Regions from separate parts of the Homo sapiens genome. Here region 2 is linked to region 1. A link is a loop called in an ENCODE intact Hi-C map of the cell type or tissue named here. Cell type or tissue: dorsolateral prefrontal cortex. All regions are shown on one strand. Each heading gives the region's core, and the rest is flanking DNA. Links, peaks and the distances in the headings are about the cores only.

Region 1 (11,322 bases), core at 2,055-10,054:
GTAGCATGCCTCAAACCAAGCTGCTCACTTCCAAGCTTTGGCAAAATGCTTGGTGATGACTGCATGGTCCTCTAAGTGCCTATTAATTCTGACAGTCCATGCCTTTGTGATTGTTCCATATTGGAATGGTTTGGGATTCTCCTGAGACAAATCCCAACCGAGGAAACAAAGGCTGATTGACACAAAGCCTGTAAAAGGAGGTGCAGGAAGAATTTTCCACCCCTGGCCAGAGTCCAAACTAGCCCCTATTAACATGTGATGAATGAAGGGTGATGCACCCAGGACTTTTGATCTTTATAATCCCCAAGCTGTCCAGTTCAGGAAACTGCTCATTCTCCTAGCCAGGCCCTGGCTCCAGGAGGTCTCAGTCATAAAGGCGTGTCTCAGGGAGGAGCTACTAGGACAAGCAATGGTTCCTTATGCTGGCTCTACTCTGAAAACTGCCAAAGCATCACTTAGTGGTGATGCTTCTTTGAGAAACGTGGGGGTTGGATGGCCTTTTTGTGTTATAAGTCAGAATGTTCGTTGCAGCCACAACTTGTAAGGCCATATCACCAGCTGGAGTAAAAGACAAGGCCTCGCAAGCCTTTCATTGTCCACCTCCGTCACCCAAGGGACTGACCTCCTTCCTAGAGCTTTGACAGGAGTCGTGTCATCTTTTCCTTTTTAGTCTCTCTGACAATGCCTCACTCCTCCCAGGAAAATATAACAACGCCAGTCTTGAAAGTAACAGCCCTACTCAGCTCCAGATGGGAGAGCTTATTGGGCTATGAAGGGTACGGCGAGAATGCTACTCACACACAGTTTCATGCGTGCATGGATAAGTCGGTCATTGGTTTTCCCATATAATTATAGAGACCATCTAAGTCTTTGTAAGTCCTAGCCTTTTCTTAGAGAACCCTTAGTCTTAATTCTCTCATATAGTTATCTGAGTCTAACGTTGCCTGTAATCTGGGTCTTTCTCTTGGCAGTTTACTAAGAAATCTCTACTTTCTTCTTATTCTATTTATACTCAGACTAGAATAGTCCTGCTATATTCCATTACTTTGCAGAAACACCCTTAGTTCTGAGTCATTAAAATCCAGAAAGACTCGGTTTCAAATACCACCTGTGGACTTCGGAAAGCCACATAATGTCTCTGAACTTTGTTTTCCTCACCTATGAAATAGGGGGCTATGAGGAATAAATGCAAGAATTTATGTGCCACACTTGGCCTCATGCCTTACATACAGCAAGCACTGAATACAGGGGAGCCAGTTTATTATACCACTTGCCACAGCTAAGCCTTTCTGAGCCTCCAGTTCTCTTTAATCTCTGAAGCTCAGGTTTTAGATGCCCTCACATTGACAAAAGCATTGGCTTTTTCTTCCATTTCTTTCTCTTATCTTTGATAACTTGCTATGTATTTTCTCTTTTCTTATCTCCTTATAGATAATTCTCTGAGTAACCTGAGCTCTGTTGGCACTTGTACCCTTAGCTTAGAGATTTTTTTTTTTTGAGACAGAGTCTTGCTCTGTTGCCCAAGCTGGAGTGCAGCAGTGCTATCTCAGCTCACTGCAACCTCTACCTCCCGGGTTCAAGCAATTTTCCTGCCTCAACCTCCCAAGTAGATGGGATTACAGGCACCTGCCACCACGCCCAGCTAATTTTTATATTTTTAATAGAGATGGGTTTCACCATGTTGGCCAGGCTGGTCTCGAACTCCTGACCTCAAGTGATCCACCCATCTCAGGGTCCCAAAGTGCTGGAATTACAGGCATGATCCACCGCGTCTGGCCACAATCTTTATTATAAGTACACACTATACTTCCTTCTTACCCATCCATTCTTAACACTGCCATCTTAAGTCAATCAGCATATGCTCATAGAGAACTTAACAAGACTACAGGCAGCATTTTCATGTCAAATAGGACACCTTAATTTTTCTTCAAGTGAATCACTAAGAGTTAGTGATAAATGAGGGCTTCCAGTCAAAAAAATTGTTTCCTGATTTAGTTTGAGTTTTGTAATGCCTGTGACAAGGGTGTATGATTGATTGAGATATCTAAACAACCAATTTTCTTTTTTGGACATATGCTGCACACATTCTAGATTCTTTTTTCCTCCTGAGATTCTGTTTAGGCCTCACCCCTTCGGCAAGAATAACAATAATCATATGGCACGTTGTCTACATGTGTGGGTTTCTGGAATCTACAGAGAAAAAATAAGTGTGAAACCCCTATCACGAATCTAGCCAGGATAGCTCCAAGGAAAGGCAAAAGAGAGCTCTTAAATGTTAGAGTCGGCCGGGTGTGGTGGCTCATGCCTTTAATCCCAGCACTTTGGGAGGCTGAGGCGGGTGGATCACCTGAGGTCAGGAGTTTAAGACCAGCCTGGCCAACATGGTAAAACCCCGTCTCTACTAAAAATACAAAAATTAGCTGGACATGGTGGTGGGCGCCTGTAATCCCAGCTACTCGGGAGGTTGAGGCAGGAGAATCACTTGAACCTGGGAGATGGAGGTTGCAGTGAGCCGAGATTGTACCACTGCACTCCAGCCTGGGCAACAGAGTGAGACTCTGTCAAAAAAAAAAAAGAGTCAAGAAACAGTAAGTTTTAGCCATCAGGAAAATACAAATCAAAACCACAAAGAGGTATCACTTCCCACCCACTAGAACAGCAATCACCAAAAAGACAAGTAATAACAAGGATTGGCAAGGTTGTGGAGAAATCAGAGCCTTCCTGCAATGCTGGTGGGAATGTAAAATGGTGCAGTTGATTTGGAAAACAGTTTGGCAGTTCCTCAAAAGTTTAAACATAGAGTTACCATATGTTTCAGCAATCTCACTCCTAGGTATATACCCAAGAGAAATGTCCGCATATGTCCACAGAAAACCTTGTATATGCATATTCATAGTAGCATTATTCATAATAGTCAAAAAGTATAAATAACTCAGATGTCCATCAACTGATGAATAAATAAGTCAAATGTAATGTATCTGTCTAGCAGAATAGTATTCAGCAATAAAAAGGAATGAAGTAGTGATACATGCTACAACACAAATGAACTTTGAAAACATTTTGAGAAGTGAAAAGAGCCAGACACAAAAGACCACATAGTGTATTGTTCCTTTTATAGGAAATGGACAGAATAGGCAAATCCACAGAGACAGAAAGTGGATTTGTGGTTACCGGCAGCTGAGGAGGATTGGGGGAAATGGGACTGACTACTCATCAGTACAGAGTTTCTCTTTAGGGCAAGGAAAATGTCCTGAACTCAACTGTGGTGATGGGTGTTCAATTCTGTGACTGCACTAAAAACCATGGAATTGTATGCTTTCATTAGGTGAGTTGTATGGCATGTGAATTATATCGCTAGAAAATGGTTATATTAAAAATAAAAAGGCCAGGTATGGTGGCTCACCCCTGTAATCCCAGCACTTTGGGAGGCCAAGGCAGGCAGATCACTTGAGGTCAGGAGTTCAAGACCAGCCTGGCCAACATGGCAAAACCTCGTCTCTACTAAAAATACAAAAATTAGCCAGGCATGGTGGCGCATACCTGTAATCCCAGCTCCTTGGGAAGCTGAGGCAGGAGAATTGCTTGAACCTGGGAGGCAGAGGTTGCAGTGAGCCAAGATCACACCACTGCATTCCAGCCTGGGTGACAGAGCGAGATTCCACCTCAAAATAAATAAATAAATAAATAAATAAGCAGTACAAGATCTTATCTTGATGACAAAGACCAAAGATCAAAAGACAGTTTGTATAACTTCAAGCCCTAGGCTAGTAGCAGCATGAAACTGGTCATACGTGCTGTAAGGAAGGCACTCTAAGAAAATCCAAACCTTCTAAAACAGATAAAAGTGGATCATCTAAAAAGATGCTTCAATACCACCTTGCCTAGGCTGCTATAAATTAATTATTCTGCAAACCAATCTGGATTGTTCAGGAATAATATTTATAAGTTAAAAGCTAAATCTGTATCCGGTGCTATTTAGCAATCACACCAGGTAAAGGTGTTATTGGCCCATTGTGCCTACTTCACGCCCTGTGAACAACCCATAGGTCATTCTAATCCCTGCCTAGGAGTTGTTTATAGGATCTGATTTAGCACTCTGCCTGTAACATGGCAGCTAAAATCAGCTTAGCCATCTGTCTCAAATGTTCTCAGTTCACCTCTTCCTATGAGTAAGTAGCAAAAGTAAAAAATGGTGTTCCTATATTCAGTAATAACCAACTGAAAAAATATAATAAATAAGGCCCTACTGACAATGGCAACAAAGAATACCAAATGCATGAGACCTACATACGGGAACTATAAAATTTTACTGAAGGACATAAAACAGAAGGCCTGAATAAAAGGAACGATATTCCATGTTCTATGGGAAATTTGGTACTGAAAAGAAATCAATCTTCTCCAAACTATCCCAAAGGTTCAATGTAATTCCAGTGAAAATTCTAGTGGAAAAATGAGTGTGCGAGAGTGTTGTGTGTGTGAGCGTGTGTGGGCATGCATGCACACGCATGTAGACAAGCATGTTTGCAGGGGTTGAGGGCACAATTTGGACAAATTAATTCTCCAGTTTTCTTGAATGAGACTATAGCCAAGGGTTTTTTGGAAAACAAAAACAGTGAGAATGAAATGAAGAAAGATCTTCTACAGAATTAGAGGAACAGAATAGAGACCAGAAATAGGCCCTTGTATTTATGAGAAATTTGTAAATGGTATTGGGGTAACTAGCTAGCATAAGAGGCCATGGCCTGGCCTGCTACTGAAGAGGCCCCAAGCTGGAAATCTTTATTGCATGGAAAGCCCTTATATTAAATTGAAAAGCTCTAGGCTTATAGCACAGGTAAAAATCTGTTAACAAGGATCCAGACATCAAGACATCTAGAAATCAAGTGTAGATCACAGGGCGGTTATGGAATAGTGACACTGTCATGTGAGGCAGAGCTGGAAACTATTGTATTAATGATATGACTCCCCATAATCCTGGGTTTGAAAGCAGGGGAGATACAGCAGACTCCTCTAATTCAGTCCTGGCTGTCTAAGCTCTGCCATCTCGGTGAGAATGAGCAATATGTGGGCCTTAGGGAGCTGTGACATCTTCCCTTTAAGGAGCTAAGTAAGTGCTTGCCACCACTAACTACATGTTAAGTGTCTTAATTCTGCAGACTCAGAAACTAACAGGGGTGCCCAGGTGTGGTGGCTTACACCTGTAATCCCAGTACTTTGGGAGGCTGACGAGGGAGGATTGCTTGAGCCCAGGAGTTCAAGACTAGTGTGAGAACCATAGTGAGACCCTGTCTTTAAAAGATAAATAAATAAAAATAAATATTTAATGAACTAACAGAGGTCTTGGCCTCCCATACCTCTCCATTGGGAAAAGTGAAAAATTAAACCTCTCTCTCACTCTATTTTTTTAAATATATTTTTTTCTGTAATTAGAGTTAAATATGAACTCTCCCTCACTCTAGACACAAAAATTAATTCCAAATAAATTAACCTTCTGATGCGACAATTCAACTTACAGGAATTTCATCTACTGAACACTCATAAAAAGTGGATCAAAATATGTAAAATAATATTTACTACAGTAATATTTCTGTTGGCCAAAAGAGTAGAAAATAATAGTTAATCTATGTTGAGGACTTACTGTGGCTTTGATTGAAGCTCTTTACACAGAGTCCCTCACTTGATCTTCACAATAGCGCTATGAAATAGGCGGTATTGTTATTTCCATGTTATAGGCAGAGAACCAGTGGTGGAGAGAGGTAATGATACTATCCAAGGTCATGCGTCTGGGTTTGCACTCCGAATATCTGGCTCCAAATCTCACTCTCTTAACTAGTACTCTTCACTGCCTCAATCCAAATGTCCATTCTTCATTCATTTATTCAAAAAACGTTAACTGAGCGCTGCCACGCTCTAGTCATTGGGATAAGCACTGGAGACACTGTGCACAAAACTAGGTATGGTCGGGTGCAATGGCTGACGCCTGTAATCCCAGCACTTTGAGAGGTTGAGGCGAGTGGATCACCTGAGGTCAGGAGTTCAAGACCAGCCTGGACGACATGGTGAAACCCCATCTGTAATAAAAACGCAAAAATTAGCCGGGTATGGTAGCTTACACCTGTAGTCCCAGCTACTGAGGGACTGAGGCTGAGAAAGGCAGGGGAATCGCTTGAACCCAGGAGGCAGAGGTTGCAGTGAGCCGAGATCATACTACTGCACTCCAGCCTGACAGCGAGACTCTGTCTCAAAAAAAAAAAAAAAAAAAAGTAGATATAGTCCCTCCTGTCATTGAGCTTACAGTCTTATGGGAGAACAAGACATACAACAATGTATACTTATAAACTGTGATGAGTGCAAGGAAGAAGGATATACAGTGCTTTCCTTTGAGACTATTTAATAGGTCACATGATGAAATGCAGGGTTTGGGGAACATTTCCCTGAAGATGCCACATCAGAGCTGAGATCTGATGGGGGAGTAGGTATGTGTATGTGTGTGAGAGCTTGAAATGTATTAGTGAAGGGAACAACTTGTATAATGACCCTGTGGCAGGAGGAAATGTGGTATAATCACTTACACCAGTCACCACAAGCACAATTTTAGGGCCCTGGCTTATAAGAAACCTATGCATGCCATCCTTTTTGCAACCTCCAAGCCAGAGGGTACTAGAGCTTGGAAGGGTGAAGGGTTACAGCAATTTGGGCCATGCCTCTAGGGGATGGGAGAGAAGGAGTTGATACGTTCCAGTTGCTGGGCTAGGACTTAGCATTCTTTGCGTGCAAACAGCACTTTGAGTAATACACATCTGCAGGATGGAATGAGTCTGTTCTCGTTTAGAGGGAGATCACTGTAGACCAGGCCTTCGGACATGTTCCCCTCCAGAAAGGAGAGACAAAGACAGATGGAAACAAATAAATGACCAGAGACAGAACTCAGTTCCAAAGATACACCATGGTAACAGTGGGAGGTCCTGGCTACTTCCAAAAGTCAGACAAAATCACACATCCACCTGCCCTCCACTGGAAAACAAGCTTCCCCAGACTCAATTCCCTGTTCAATCCATAAACACTTGGTAGGAACAAAGCACAGGATTGCATGCTGCAGGCAACAGAAAGAAATACTGTATGTACTTCTATATCTCATAGTGTTACCAGAAAGCAGTCTTGATCCAGACCCCAAGAGAGGGTTCTTGGACCTCGTGCAAGAGAGAATTCGGGGCCAGTCCATAGAGTAAAGTGAAGGCAAGTTTATTAAGAAAGTGAAGGAATAAACAATGGCTACTCCATACGCAGGGCAGCAGCGTGGGCTGCTCGACTGCTTATAGTTATTTATGGATCATATGCAAAACAAAGGGTGGATTATTCATGAATTTTCCAGGAAAGGGGTGGGCAATTCCCAGAACTGAGGGCTCCTCCCCCTTTTTAGACCATATAGGATAACTTCCTGATGTTGCCATAGCATTTGTAAACTATCATGGTGCAGGTGGGCGTGTCTTTTAGCATGCTAATGCATTATAATTAGCATAGAACGGAGAATAAGAATGACTGGAGGTCACTTTTGTGGCCATCTTGGTTTCAGTGGGTTTTGGCTGGCTTTTTTACTGCAACTTGTTGTATCAGCAAGGTCTTTGTCACCTGTATCTTGTGCCAACCTCCTATCTCATTCCGTGATTTAGAATGCCTAACTTCCTGGGAATGCGGCTCAATAGGGCTCAACCTTATTTTACCCAGCCCCGATTCAAGATGGAGTCATTCTGGTTCAAATGCCTCTGACAATAGGGCCTCAAATTATTTTTGAATAACGAGCAGTATAAATAAATAAACATAACAGGAAAAACAAGGCATACACACATAAAAAGGTCAAATTCTGCATAAAATACATTGTGAACACACCATATTAAAACAAACCAACCAAAATGCCATAAATAATAAAACGACTGGAAAGAAATATTTCTTAAAAGGTATAAATTATGTTTTGCCTCTCAAATGTGGAATTATATAGGGCTTTTTACTTTTTATTTTTTTTGAGATGAAGTCTTGCTTTGTTGCCCCCGCTGGAGTGCAATGGCATAATCTTGGCTCACTGCAGCCTCTCTGCTTCCCAGGTTCAAACGATTATCCTGTCTCAGCCTCCTAAGTAGCTGGGATTACAGGCGTGTACCACCACACCCAGCTAATTTTTGTGTTTTTAGTAGAGACAGGGTTTCACTATGTTGGCCAGGCTGGTCTCAAACTCCTGACCTCAGGTGATCCACCTGCCTTGGCCTCCCAAAGTGATGGGATTACAGGCGTAAGCCCCCACACCCAACCTATAGGGCTTTTTAAAGCTACATTTTTATATTTCCCGAAATTCTAAAATAAGCACAGACTTCATTTTTTATGGCGAGATAATAAACTTTATTTAAATTAATTAATTAATTCAATAGACATTCATTGAGTGTTCTAGCTACTAGGGATTCAGAAGTGTGTTTGGCATCTGAAGGACCGGAACGGGCAGTGTGGCTGAGGCCAAGGGAGGGAGGAAGGGAGGAGTAGGGAGTTTGGAAGGTAGCAGGATTATAAAGGTCCTTGTAAAGCATGAAAAGATTTTGGGTTTTATTCTAAATGGAATTAACTAAAACACTAAGCAAGGGTTAAATGAGGTTGGGTGTGGTGGCTCACGCCTGTGATCCCAGCACTTCGAGAAGATTGCTTGAGCCTAGGAATGAGAGACAAGCCTGGGCAACAAAGTGAGATCCTCATATCTATGAAAAAAAAAAATTATATAGGCAGTGGTGGCATATGCCTGTAATCTCAGCTACACAGGAGGCTGAGGCAGGAAGGTCGCTTGAGCCCAGGAGGTCAAGGCTGCAGTGAGCCATGATTGTGCTACTGCACTCTAGTCTGGGTGACAGAGCAAGACCTTGTCTCAAAAAAAAAAAAAAAAAAAGGGAAAAAAAGAGTTCAAATGCCCTTGCAGGAGAGATAGCAAAACAGTATAAAATTACATGGTTCAGATAGAGCAGTTAGGACTTCAGAGGAGGGTGAGGACGCTGGGCAGGAGCAGTTAGGGAAGGCTTCAAAGGAGGAGGAAAATGTTGGCTGGACCTGAAGGATGACGTCTCAGGCAGATGAGGAAGGTCATGTGGGCAGAGGGCATGCCACAGCCCTTTCCTTAACAAAATCAAAACCAAAAGCCTACCCTTAGAGATGAATATTTTAAAGGAAGGAAGCTCTGTATTGATAATGGACAACAAGACCTTTTACTTGAGATAAAAATATGTAAAAAAAAAAAAAAGATGGCTGGGAATTGTGAAAATGTTGTCTGATATACCCATATTTGCTCCCATAAGAACCCAGAGTTTGTTAAGCCTCCTGGCTCTTAAGAATATTCACACTAGGGAGGAAAAGAAAATCCCACTAGAGAGCTGCCCAGAGTTTTTGTGCTTTTCTGAACCTATGGAACAATGAAGAAGAGCTTTCAATTCTTTTTTTTTTTTCTTTTCTGCTTTCTTGTTATTCTTTTAAGTGAGACCTGCCTAGCCATCAAATACAGGCTTTTGACTGAATGCAACACAACACAAGCATAAGATATGTGTTCTGAAAAGACAAGTAGGGCTTGGCTCCCCCAAGTCATTGTAATGGTACAATTTTAGAGTGCTTCAGGTACAGACAAAGTGCCAGGCACAACATCAAGTCAACCATGAGGGTCACTCAACAAGCAATTACTGTACAAGGGGCCAGAGAAGCAAGGAAGGGGGAGGAGGCCAGGGCAGTGTTATAAAAGTAACTGAAGATTTCTTGTGTTTTGTCCTCCCACCAAACAGAAGGCAGCGTGGGCCCAGCATTACTGATCCCCAACCTAGCAACAGAAAGCAGCTCAGTGGGCTCATTCCTCCCTCAGATTTAACAAGAGCCCTTCCAACAACACCAGGTGAGCCTGGCAGTACTCACACAAGGTATAGAGAGGGAGTTCTGCTTCAAAAAAACTGAAAAAAGGCAGCCAAGGGAAGTGCTCTTCTTCCCTGCTGGGCCTGAGACTTCCATACCTCACAAAGAGATACTAGGGTAGTGGGGTGGCACTGGTGGGAGGAACTCAGCCATAACAAGCAGCCCAGCCCAGCCCAGTCCAGGAAGGCTCTCTATCCTCATAGGCCTGAAACTCCATTCCCCCAACCCAGGGACATAGGAGGTAGCCCGTGGCACCAATAAAAGAAATTCTGCCGGCCGGGTGCAGTGGCTCATGCCTGTAATCCCAGCACTTTGGGAGGCCAAGGCAGGCAGATCACAAGGTCAGGAGTTCAAGACCAGCCTGGCCAATATGGTGAAACCCTGTCTCTACTAAAAATACAAAAATTAGCCAGGCGTGGTGGTGGGCGCCTGTAGTCCCAGATACTTGGGAGGCTGAGGCAGGAGAATCACTTGAACCCGGGAGGTGGAGGTTGCAGTGAGCCAAGTTCGTGCCACTGTACTCCAGCCTGGGCAATAGAGTGAGACTCCATCTCAAAAAAAAAAAAAGAAAAAGAAAAAAGAAAAATTGATTCTGCCAAAAGGGCATGGCCTAAGAAGCCTCTTTGTCTCCACAGACCTGAGACTCCACTCATCAGTGGAGAGAAATCTAGTGGCCCTGGTCCGGGGAAAGTCCTTCTGCCCCCTTAAGCAGCACCAGCAAAGACCTGTGAGAGCCCCAGCAGTGCCAAATACACCAAACAGACCCAAATAACATTGTAAAGCCTCTGAAAATGAAACTGTCATGTAAACCACAGTCCACGAAAGTGGCCAGGACCTGTGTGCTAAATGTAAACACAGTGAGTGCCTACTAAAATAAAATATTTAAATGGGACCCTGAATATCCTAACAGACAAAATGTCTGAGATACAATTTTAAAAATCATCTGTTATACCAAGAACCAGAAAAATCACAACTTGGATGAGAAAGAACAACCAATCAACTGATCCCAACCAAGGTGAATTAAATGTCAGAATTATCTGAGAGGACTTTAAAGCAGTTGTCATAAAAATGTTTTAAAAATCAATTACCAATTCTCTTAAAACAAAAAATAGAAAATCTCAGCAATAAATAGAAGTTATAAAAAAGAACCAATGAAAATTACAGAACTAAAAATATAGTAACAGAAACAGAAATCTCAACAGATAATCTCAATATTAGAGGGGAGATGACAGAATAGAATCAGTGAACTTTAGGACAGACCAACGAATTTAACCAATGTGAGAATACAGAAAATGGACTGAAAAAAGAATGAACGGAGCTTCCAAGGCTTGTAAGACTATAACAAAAAAGCCAACATTTGTATCACTGAAGTGCCAGAAGGAGAGGAGAATAAAGGGC
Region 2 (11,322 bases), core at 1,145-9,144, 55 kb before region 1:
GCAAGTTAGATACCTGAGAACTTAGAGTCTAGCTAGACTAGATTCTTGGGTCTGTCACTAACTCATTTGGAGACCTTGGGAAATGGTTTGGCCTAAGTCAGTAGGTCTCAGCCTTTGCTTCAACCTTCACATTATCTCATGTTCTATATGTGCTCACCAGAAACACCTCTCAGGCCAGGTGCTGTGGCTCATGCCTGTAATCCTAATGCTTTGGGAGGCCTAGGTGGGAGCATCACTTGAGCCCAGGAGTTTGAGGCTGCAGTGAGCTATGATCATGCCACTGTACTCCAGCTTGGGCAACAGAATGAGACCCTGTCTCTAAAACAAAACAAAACAAAAACATCTTTCATTAGACATAGATTGTCAATGAGTGTGGCCACCTCCACGCATTTTCTGATTCTCACTGAGATCTCTGAACAAGATGATCTTAGTGTGTTTCACGCATCCCCCTCCTTGCACTTTTAAGTCTTAGGATTCTAGATATAAATTCTCATCAAAAGAGCTTTGAAAAAAACAGGCTCCTACACAATTATGCTTGCATATACTTAGAAAGAAAGATTTAAAAGAAGATGTTAACAGTTGTTTTCTCTGGGAAAGGAACCTAGGGGCCTAATTGTTAAGGAAAAAAAGAGACTGACTCTTCACCGTATACCCTTTATTTTATTTTATTTTATTTTATTTTATTTTATTTTATTTTATTTATTTTATTTTATTTTATTTTATTTTATTTTATTTTATTTTATTTTATTTTATTTTATTTTATTTTTATTTATTTATTTTTTTTGGGAGAGGGCCTGGCTCTGTCACACAGGTTGGAGTGCAGTGGTATGATCTCAGCTCACTGGAATCTGCACCTCCTGGGCTTAAGCAATCCTCCCACCTCAGGCTCCCAAGTAGCTGGGACTACAAGTGCATGACATCATGCCTGGCTAACCTAGTAGAGAAAAATAAAATAAAATTAAAAAATATTTTTAAAAAGAAAAAACAAAAAGGGAACCTCTGGAAGAAGAGTATGGCTGAAGTGGACCTACAGGCTAAGTAGGTAGACAACTAAGAAGGTCTGTTTCCTCCCTTATTCCCTCCCTTCCTTTTCTAAACCTCTTTACTTTCTTGGAAATGACCTTCAGTGCCTGCCACGAACCAGCCACCATGATTGAGTGGGTATTAATTCAGTTTCCTGTACTTTAGTCATTCACACAGCACCTTCTTGAGTTTTGCCACATCTGCCCACCAGCTACATCATAATTAACTTAAAGTTTTTCTTTAAATTAACTCCCTTTCCCTTTTTTCTTTAACTTACCAGCTGGGCGCGGTAGCTCACACCTGTAATCCTAGCACTTTGGGAGGTTGAGGCGGGTGGATCACCTGGGGTCAGGAGTTCGAGACTAGCTGGGCCAACATGGCAAAACCCCATCTTTACTAAAAATACAAAAATTAGCTAGGCGAGGTGGTGCGTGCCTATAATCCCAGCTACTTGGGAGGCTGAGGCAGGAGAATCGCTTGAATCCAGGGAATGGAGGTTGCAATGAGCCAAGATTGCCCCACTTTACTCCAGCCTGGGTGAAAGAGCGAAACTCTGTCTCAAAATAAATAAATACATTAATTAATTAACTTACCTAACTACTTTAGTCTTGCACTAATCAATAACATTCATAAAATGATTTGGTTTGTCAATTATTTTTCTAATGCCTATGAAACTAAACATTGACTATTAGAATTTAAAATGTCTGCCCCCGTGTCTGGGTTACACGTGCCACACTCTGGAATTCACTAGCAATAACTCATTCGGTCCCTGCAACTACTCTCTGAGTAGAAATTATCTTCCTCATCCTACACATGAGAAAACTAAGCTTCAGAGGGGTTAAGTAACTTGCCCAAGGAGACAAAACTAGCAAAGGCAGAGTAAGACTTAAAACCACTCTTGTCTCCAAGGCCTGCATTCTTTCTTTTTATTTTCTTTTTAATTTTTTTTTAGACAGAGTCTCACTCTGGTGCGCAGGATAGATTGCAGAGGTGCGATCTCGGCTCACTGCAACCTCTGCCTCCCAGGTTCAAGTGATTCTCCTGCCTCAGCCTCCGGAGTAGCTGGGATTACTGGCGCCCGCCACCACCCCAGCTAATTTTTTTGTATTTTTAGTAGAGACAGGGTTTCACCATGTTGGCCAGGCTGGTCTCGAACTCCTGGCCTCAAGTGATATACTCACCTCAGCTTCCCAAAGTGCTGGGACTACAGGCGTGAGCCACCACACCCCGCCCCTGCATTCTTTCTTCTAATATTGCCCTAAAGTGGAAGGAAGGGAAAAAAAAGAGTAATACAAAAATGAGACCCGTCCACAGAGGTTCAATGCATTTGATCCAGCCCACTGGTTCAGGCCCTGCAACAAGCCAAGCCCCAGCATCCATTCTTGCCTCCCTGGCAGATGTCTTGCTTCCTCCACCACAAACAAGTCCTGTGTGGTGCGAACTTGGAGACTGATTTGTGTTTGCCAACTGGTGGCTTTGCTCTGAGCGCAGATCCCCCCGCCATGGCTCTGCTGGTGCCAAGGCTCCTAGAAGCCTTTCTAAGCCTTGCCCTTTCAGGTTCCTAACCCTGCCTTCTCACTCCACCATCCGTCAGATCCCACCTTTGTGCTACCTTCCTGCCCAGGCAGACAGGCCAAGGCTTTGCCCTCATGTTGGGGCTTGCTATTTTAGGTAGTGGATTTATGAGAGAGGGCGTTCATTCTGTAAAGTTTGAAAGCATCCTTTTATCTTCTCTTGTTACTAACACCATCTAGTTGCCTAGCACAGAGAAGACACAGAGAAGACACATTCGCTTGGCAAAGGAGGGAAGGATTCTCTGCCACCTCCCCCTTGGCCCCTTCACCTTTGGTCCCCCTACCAAAGAGGAGGCTGGGGTGTGGTCCTTCCGTGAAACTGAGAGAGCACGATTAGGGCCATGTGAGGACCTGGACTCAGTCTGCCTCCCTGCTGCATTCTCTGCCTGCCAACAGTCCACTCTGAGTTTGGTGGTAGAGGTAAGGGGTGGAAGTAGAGCGTTAGACGTAATAGAGCAAAGGAACTAATACTTATTATGGGCCTACTGTTTGTCAAACACTGCTGTTGATCCTTCATATCTGTTACCTCATCTAATACTCTCAACAACCTACAACCATAACAAACAGGTATTATTAGGCTCATCTTACAGATTAGTAAATCCAACTCTGGAAATCTAAATCAATTACTTAAGGCCACACAGCTACTAAAAGGCAGAGCCAAGATTTAAGCCCAGTACTGATTCCAAAGTCCACACTGTTTTCACTATACCAGGCCACCTCCTCTATGGATGAAACATAGTTACAAGGGCACTTAGAAATTATTTAGTTCAAAGGCCAGGTGTGGTGGCTCATGCCTGTAATTCCAGCACTTTGGGAGGCCGAGGTGGGCGGATCACTTGAGGTCAGGAGTTTGAGACCAGCCTAGCCAACACAGTGAAACCGTGTCTCTACTAAAAATACAAAAATTAGCCGGGCATGGGGGCAGATGCCTGTAATCCCAGCTACTTGAGAGGCTGAGGCAGGATAATCTCTTGAACCTGGGAGGCAGAGGTTGCAATGAGCCGAGATGGTACCACTACACTCCAGCCTCAGTGGCAAAGCAAGATTCTGTCTCCAAAAAGAAAAAAGAAAGAAAGAAAGAAAGAAAGAAAGAAAGAAAGAAAGAAAGAAAGAAAGAAAGAAAGAAAGAAAGAAAGAAAGAAATTGTCTAGTTCAGTATTTCCCAAGTTGTATGCTTCGGAACACCAGTTCCTCAGATATAAGGAGAGGGAGGCCAGAGAATTTTGGAGAAACTTGGCCTAAATGAAATTAGATAGATGTCTTTACTGCAGGCCTTCTCAGAGCCTTTAATATTCAAATGCACATATGAATCTCCAAGAAGGAGTTACAGTGTGTCACATCACCCCAGTTACCCAGGGAGACTGTTTGTTTTGGCTGCAAAATATCCAAGAAACTAGTGTTTTACAGAACAGTTCGGAAAACACTTATCTGTCAGACTCCTTTATTTTACATATAAAAAGGGAGGCAGGAGACCCGCCCAAGTGATATGACAAGCTAAAGCACCATATTTCCAAACACACCACAACCTCACTCCTGTCCTGCTTTCCTGTCCCAGTAGAGAGACTCTGCTCATTTCATCAGTCATTAAAGAATGCAGTAAATACCTACCACGTGCCAGGTCTGGGGGTAAACAAGACATCATAACAAGATACAGTGGAGAGGCCACCACCTGGGAGTGTGGTGGTGGCATTAAGACTGGGGCTGCACGTGGGACTGTACCTGAACCAGGCTTAAGGGGGTAGGGAAGCCTTCCTTGGGGACTGTGCAGGTCACAGGATGTCAGCTCCTGTGAGGTGCCAGCATGTTTCCTGAGCATCTGAAATAACTGCCCCCTCACCCACACATCCATCATAAACAGGAGGGCCATTTTGAGACCAGTCCCATCCTCAAAACTCTTCTTCCTCTTGTGACAGTAAAAGAAGCAATTGGCATGAATACAGATTCCTTTTTAATTCTGCTACCATTGGATGAAATCTCTCTGCAGTGTAGGCTAAAGAGATTCCTGAGGTGCCTGACCACAGAATGATCGCAGAATGTCCGTGCAGAAAGAGATCTCAGTGACCAGCTAACCCAGACCATGTTACAAGTGGGGGAAGTGAAGCTGGAAGGGCTTGCCTTCATGGCCTTGTGGTCATGTCCGGTGTGTGTGCCTGATCTCTTGCTAACCCACAGTTTATGCTCAGAGTGGCACTTAAGCTCTCCGAAGCGGGAAGTCAAAATGTAGCATTTGTGAGCCTGCATCCCATACGTGGGAAATAGGTGGAGGAGGGGAAGCACCCACATCCTGTGCCCTCCTCCTAGGAGCCCTCACAGTAGATCTCAGAAAAGCAACACTAGCTGCCCCAGATTCCAGGAGGTGGGTACTGGGTCCTTGTATAGGTAGACTCTGTGTGTACATCACATTGTGCCCTTGGGTGGGTCAGTACTCTTCTCTGGGCCTGTCTCTTCACCTACAAGAAGAAGGAGGTTGGGTTTGGAATGTTTCCTTTAGCTGTAAAGTTCTGTGTATGCTCCAGGGAGGAGCTTGAAGTCAAAGACCAAAGCACCGCTGACACCACACATCCTCTCCTCTCAACGCCCGTGCTCTGCTATCTCAACCTTTTAGCCCCTGGACACTTACTGGGCACATTTTCTCTCTGGAGGTTATAGAACCTGCATTCAGGAGACTCAAAACCCAGGATGGGTGGGCCTTGCTGCTGGCAGAGTGTAAATTACAAAAACTTGCTGGGGCAAGAGTGGGCCTGATGGGGCTGCTCTGAGAGCTGCAGGGAGGGAGCATCAGCCTGCCCTGAGGGATTCTGGAGAGCATGGCCCCTCACCCACTGCTGGGCCTACAGCTGCAGCATGGACCAGGGCCAGGCCCCATAGCTACAATGCGGAGGTGTTGAAATGGTGCTGCCTGTTGCCTTGACAACCCAGCACATGGGCCCTAGCAGTTCTCAAGCATCCGTCCCTGAAAGCAGAGACCATCCTTCCATCCTGCACTTCCTCCTTACTTAGTGGGCATTTTTCTGAGGGCAGAGGTGGGTGTTAAGTAACCATCCTAGAGGAAGTGCCCTCTGCCGTTCAGAGTATCTCTGGAGTCCAGCTTTCAGTCCAGAAACTTGGCCAAAAGGATGGCCATGATGATAACAGATCTGGAAACCCCATTCTTTTGGGAATGTGTTAAGTCATTACCCTCCGGCTGGAGATGTGTAGCTGCCGGAAATGGGAGCATCATGGTTATGGTCTCCTGTGGTTGATGAAATATGTGACAGTGAAGAGGGGTTAGCTTGGTTTGGAATGGGCTCCCAGATAGAAGTACCTGGGAGTAGGTTTGGGCTAAACCTAAGGACAACACCTTCTAGAACTCGGATAAAGGGAAATAGTACTTCAAGTATAATGATTTATCTACTACCCCAGAAGGACAAATGGAGGCTTAATGACAGAGACGGAAATGTTCTGGAGACAATTGGCAGACTGGCCAGAGTCAGGAGTGTTATGTTAGATGGTTCATTAAGATCCTCTTTGGTGGGGCGCGATGGCTAATGCCAGCAATCCCAGCACTTTGGGAAGCCAAGGCAGGCGGATCGCTTGAGCTCAAGAGTTTGAGACCAGCCTGGGCAAAAAAGGAGACCCCTTTTCTACAAAAAATGCAAAAATTAGCTAGGCATGGTGGCACATACCTGTGGTCCTGGTTACTGGGGAGGCTGAGGTGGGAGGATGGCTTGAGCCTGGGAGGCAGAAGTTGCAGTGAACCTAGATCACACCACTGCACTCTAGCCTGGGTGACAGAGCTAGACCCTGTCTCAAAAAAAACTCCTCTTCAATGGGAGTCTTGAACCCTGGAAAATGCCTAATAGGAAGATGCTTGCCATTCCCAGCAGAGGTTGTCCAGAAGTGCCTTCCTTCCTCTAAGACCATTTGTACACTCGTCCAAACACCTCTGGATTCATCAACCCACATCGTTTCCCTCACCACTGACTCTGTCATTCCTATTTTAGGGGCTTTAGTAATAAACACCCTTGAAACCATTTCTTGAGATTCTAATTTATCTTTTCAGTCTTGAAATTCCTGAAGAATAAAGAAGCTCTCTTCTCTGTTGAGACATGTGGCTCCTAGGCTGGGATTTCAATACCAGGTGCTGCTTGGGGGGTTTTCAGTATATAATGTTTTCCACTTTCTTTACCAAGCTGGCATTATTTTATATTTGTGATTGGTGGCTCACAGATTAATCCTTCTGCTTTGATTTCTTGATGAGAAAATTAGAAATTTGGCTACTGTTCACTGCCATCTTCACTCTGCCGGGCTGTTTGGGAAGTGGAATGCTAATTTGGTGTTTTTCCATCTCTTCTAGAGAAAGTGAATAATGATTTAATTTACAGCAATATAAATGATCGGTGAGACCTGAGATACCCCCAAATCCCTACTTATTGAGAAGCTGCTCAGGGAAAGTGTGACTATTTCCCCTAGTAATATTCTGTGGTGCCTGTCCAAAAACTTATATAGGAGCATAATCAGACTTGAGCTCAGAAAATACGGGTTTTGGTCACGCTTCCCTCACTGTGATAAATCACTCAGCCTCTTTGGACCTTTGTTTTTTCGTCTGCAAAATGGAGATTGAGCCATTCATTTATTCAACAAATACCTGATTTCCTACAATGCACAAAGCACTGCGTGCAAGACAGTTCTCTAACTTATGAAATTGATGCATGCACGAATTGATTAAGTTATATCTGTAAAAAAGCTTTGTGAATTATGAAGTGCAATGTGAAGAGAAGGGGTTGTTATTTATAAGATGCGATCTAGAATGTTTTTCCACTTCTAATAAAGCCCATTGTGTCCAGTAGTAGGGAAGTCTTTCTGAGCAATGATCCCACTCCTTTTGTGGCTGATAGTACTGGAAATAAACAAGAACAGCCATTTTTTCTTCCTCCTGTCCTGTCCCTACCGAGAAGTCTACTTATTTGTGAGACCATGGAGGCCTGCCTTCTTCTCGGCTTGAGTTCTCATCAGTCAGCTGAAAGTCTGCTTAACTACTAGGACCTCTCTAGACACAAAGAAGCTCCACACATGTCCTAAGTTGGATAAGGCATCAGGGCCCTTTTTCTGTAGTGGGGAAGCTTAGGAAGGCAGCAAGATGTGGAGTGACAAACAAAAACAAAATACAAATAAAAGAAAAAAAATCACAGAAATTTCTTAAAGAACTAATAGTAGATCTACCATTCAATCTGGCAATCCCACTACTGGATATCTACCTAAAGGAAAAGAAGTTATTATATCAAAAAGACACCTACACGTGTATGTTTATTGCAGCACAATTCACAATTGCAAAGATATGGAATCAACCTAAGTGTTCATCAGCCAATGAGTGGATAGAGAAAAGGTGGTACATATACACCACGGAATACTACTTAGTCATAAAAAAGAATGAAATAATGTCTTTTGCAGTAACTTGAATAGAGCTGGAGTCCACTACTCTAAGTGAAGTAACTCAGGAATGGAAAACCAAATACCATATGTTCTCATGTGTAAGTGGGAGCTAAGCTATGAGGATGCAATGGCATACAGAGTGACATAATGGACTTTGGTGACTCCAAAGGAGAGTGGAGAGGGTTTAAAAAAATGACATATTAGGTACAATGAACATTACTCCGGCGACAGGTGCACTAAAATCTCAGACTTCACCACTATAAAATTAATCCATGTAACAAAAACCATTTGTACCCCAAAGCTGTTGAAAAAAGAAATCATCACTCATACAAACATCTTTACAATTCTTTAGTGCCATAACTTTCACCTAGTTACTTAACTGATGAGCCTCCAGCTCCTTCTCTGTAAAATGAGGATTATAACCTATAGCCTACTCACTATGCAAAGCTGTTGTAAAGCTTCAATGAGACAATGTTGTGAAAACACATTATAGAATGAAAAGACCATGTACCAATGTCAGGGGTTTGTTCAGTGCTTACCACCTGAACTTGCATTAGCGATTGTCATATCTGCATGTCCCCATGCATCCAGATTACTAACATCGGCTTGGGCTACAACCACAAGTGATGGTATCTGATTTTATGATTGTTATCTATTTAAAGAGTTTCTAACACTTCTGGATATCTATGTACAACGCTTCTAAATACCTATGTAGAATCATTTTCCAGGCACAGAAGTTGAAAACTGATTTTACCTGACAGCCCAGCTGTATGGCAAATATTGCCCAATTCCTAGGAAGGGTAACTCTATTTACTTTTCCTATTTAAGCTACAATCATTCCAAAGTCATGGCCACCTACAGGTTTACAGATGTAACTTTATTTCCATCTGTACTGAGATATAATGAGAGTACTAAGCCCTAGCACCCCTCCTTGCAAAACCTCCTGGATATCTCCCCACAGTTAAATCTACTGACAGACAGGAATGATAACTTAGCATGTATAACACACTTGGAATTTATGACTTATTTCATCAGTTCTCCCTTAGACCCTCCTTTAGAAAGATGGTCAATAAGACACTGGTGAAGAAATCAGGTCCCAGGTGATGCCATGAGCATGATAAATCACTGTTTCCATGGATAAGACTTGTGTGATTAATTCCTCCACTAAAATCCTACAGAGTCGGTTGGTTTTGACATTAATAATAAAGGGGGCTGGGTCCAGTGGCTCACACCTGTAATCTCAGCACTTTGGGAGACCAAGATGGGAGGATCGCTTGAGCCCAGGAGTTTGAAACCAGCCTGGGCAACATAGCAAGACCCCGTCTCTACAAATTTTTTTTTTTTAATTAGCTAAGCGTGGTGGCACGTGCCTATAACCTCAGCTACTTAGGAGACTGAGTTTGAGTCCAGGAGTTTGAGGTTACAGTGAGCTATAATCATGCCACTGCACTCCAGCCTGGGCAACAGAGTGAGGCCCTATCTCAAAATAAAATAATAATAATAATAATAATGGGATCGTGAGAGCTTCATCCATGGAATCAATGAAACCAGTTGGTGCTGCCGGCCTTTCAGAACTCCACTGTTAATGATTTCTAGAGGCATTTTCCTCTAGCTGGTACAAACATTTCTCTCCTTCATAGACAGGTAACCTCATTTTCTCCAAGGTGGAACAGGGAGTTTGGGGTTCTGAGAAGGGAAGTGACTTGTGCAAAGTCATGAAATGAGCTGGCTGCAGAGCCAAGACCACAGCACTTGGCACAAAGTTGGTGCCCAAGAAATAATTGATGAACGAATGACTGTATGAACCCAAATCTGGAACTCACTTTTCTCCCCTGACTATCCTTTACAAGAAGCCACTCAGATTCCAGCCGCGTTTTCTCCTCTTCAGGGATGAAGTGGCTTTCCCTAAGCCTTACAAAGTCCTAGTCCTGGACTGTCCAATAAAATTGCCACATGCCACGTGTGGCCGTGAAACACTTGAGATGCAGCTGATTCAAATTAGAATGAGCTGTAAGTCAATCTCAAATTCTGAAGGCTTACTGTGAAAAAAACTAAATTATCTCATTATAACTTTTATATTGATGACATGTTAAAATGGCAATAGTTTAGATTAACTGGCTTATATAAAATCTAATAATATCATGAAAACTAATTGTTCCTGTTCCTTTTTACTTTTTAAAAAGGGCTACTGGAACATTTTAAATTCCATTTACAGCTTTCATTTATGGTTTGCATTCTCCTTCTCTTGGAAAGCACTGTAATCTAGTCTATAAAAGTTTTGGAAAAAGAATTACATACTGAATTGTTAACCTTTCAATAACAATTACTTCTTCAGGCTAGCCAAGAACCCAGGAAACACAGGTAAGGGTAATAATTTTGTTTTCAACACAAAAGAAACATTTCTCTTTACCCTTATCCTTTCCCTAAAGTTTCCACTGGACCCTCCTTAATTGTGTAACTGAAAAGCTGGGACACTCGCTGAGGTATTGGTAGTGGGCTGGCAGCTGGCTGGCCAGCCCAGGAGGTGGGATGCCTAATCAGAATAGCCACCACCCCCATCCCAGCTGCCACAGGCACAGACCTCCCGTGTGAACAGGGGAAGTGTTTTTCAGTATACTTTTGGTGGACAAGTTTTAATAAAACTAATTACTGTAATAGCTAACGTTTATATAGCACTTTACAATGTAGAAAAATACTTTCCCATATGTCACCACTTTTTTCTTTTTTTTTTGAGACAGAGTCTTACTCTGTCACCCAGGCTAGAGTGCGGCCTGATCTCGGCTCACTGCAACCTCTTCCTACTGGGCTTAAGTGGTTCTTCAGCCTGGGACTACAGGCATGAGCCACCAACATCCGGCTATTTTTTGTATTTTTTGTAGAGACAGGATTTTGCCATGTTGGCCAGGCTGGTCTTGAACTCCTGAGCTCAAAGTGATCTGCCTGCCTTGGCCTCCCAAAGAGCTGGGATTCCAGGCATGAGCCACCATGCCCGGCTTCCTCATTTGATTCTCATGGCAACTCTGTGATATGGGCATTACTGTGATCCTGTTTGACAGATAAGACACTAAACTCAAAGACGCAAAGAGGTTAAGAGGCTTGTTCATGATCACACAGCTTAAAAGGGATAGATCTGGTTTTAAGTCTTGGTCTTCTAATACAAGGACTTAGCTCTTATTTCAAGGTGTTTCCGAATCCGGTGTGTGAACTCTGACTGGCCTGACCTAGAGCTCAGTGACCTCAGGTTGTTCTTCTGCAGAACCTCTCTAGTGTAGATCAACAGTGAAGGAAGAAAGGAAAGATTCAAGAAGTAGTA

Evidence for each region. Peaks named below come from ENCODE experiments on the same cell type or tissue, not always from the same donor. Only the 100,000 strongest peaks of a DNase experiment are listed, where the experiment ranks them.
Region 2: a loop joins it to region 1, with 2.9 times the contacts of the local background. A loop is called at or near these places in 4 of 110 quality-filtered maps.

Annotation. Positions count from the first base shown.
Region 1 is chr20:2,219,896-2,231,217 of GRCh38, reverse strand. It overlaps LOC124904860 (a long non-coding RNA gene), which reads right to left and starts at 6,035. Exons shown (of 2, transcript XR_007067501.1): 1 at 5,639-6,035. In dorsolateral prefrontal cortex, for the core only: no CTCF peak of the experiment used is centred there; no DNase peak of the experiment used is centred there.
Region 2 is chr20:2,273,736-2,285,057 of GRCh38, reverse strand. No RefSeq gene overlaps it. Among named protein-coding and RNA genes, the nearest start is that of TGM3, 17 kb to the left of the region's middle. In dorsolateral prefrontal cortex, for the core only: no CTCF peak of the experiment used is centred there; DNase peaks (open chromatin) are centred at 4,767 and 5,457; H3K27ac peaks cover 2,548 bases.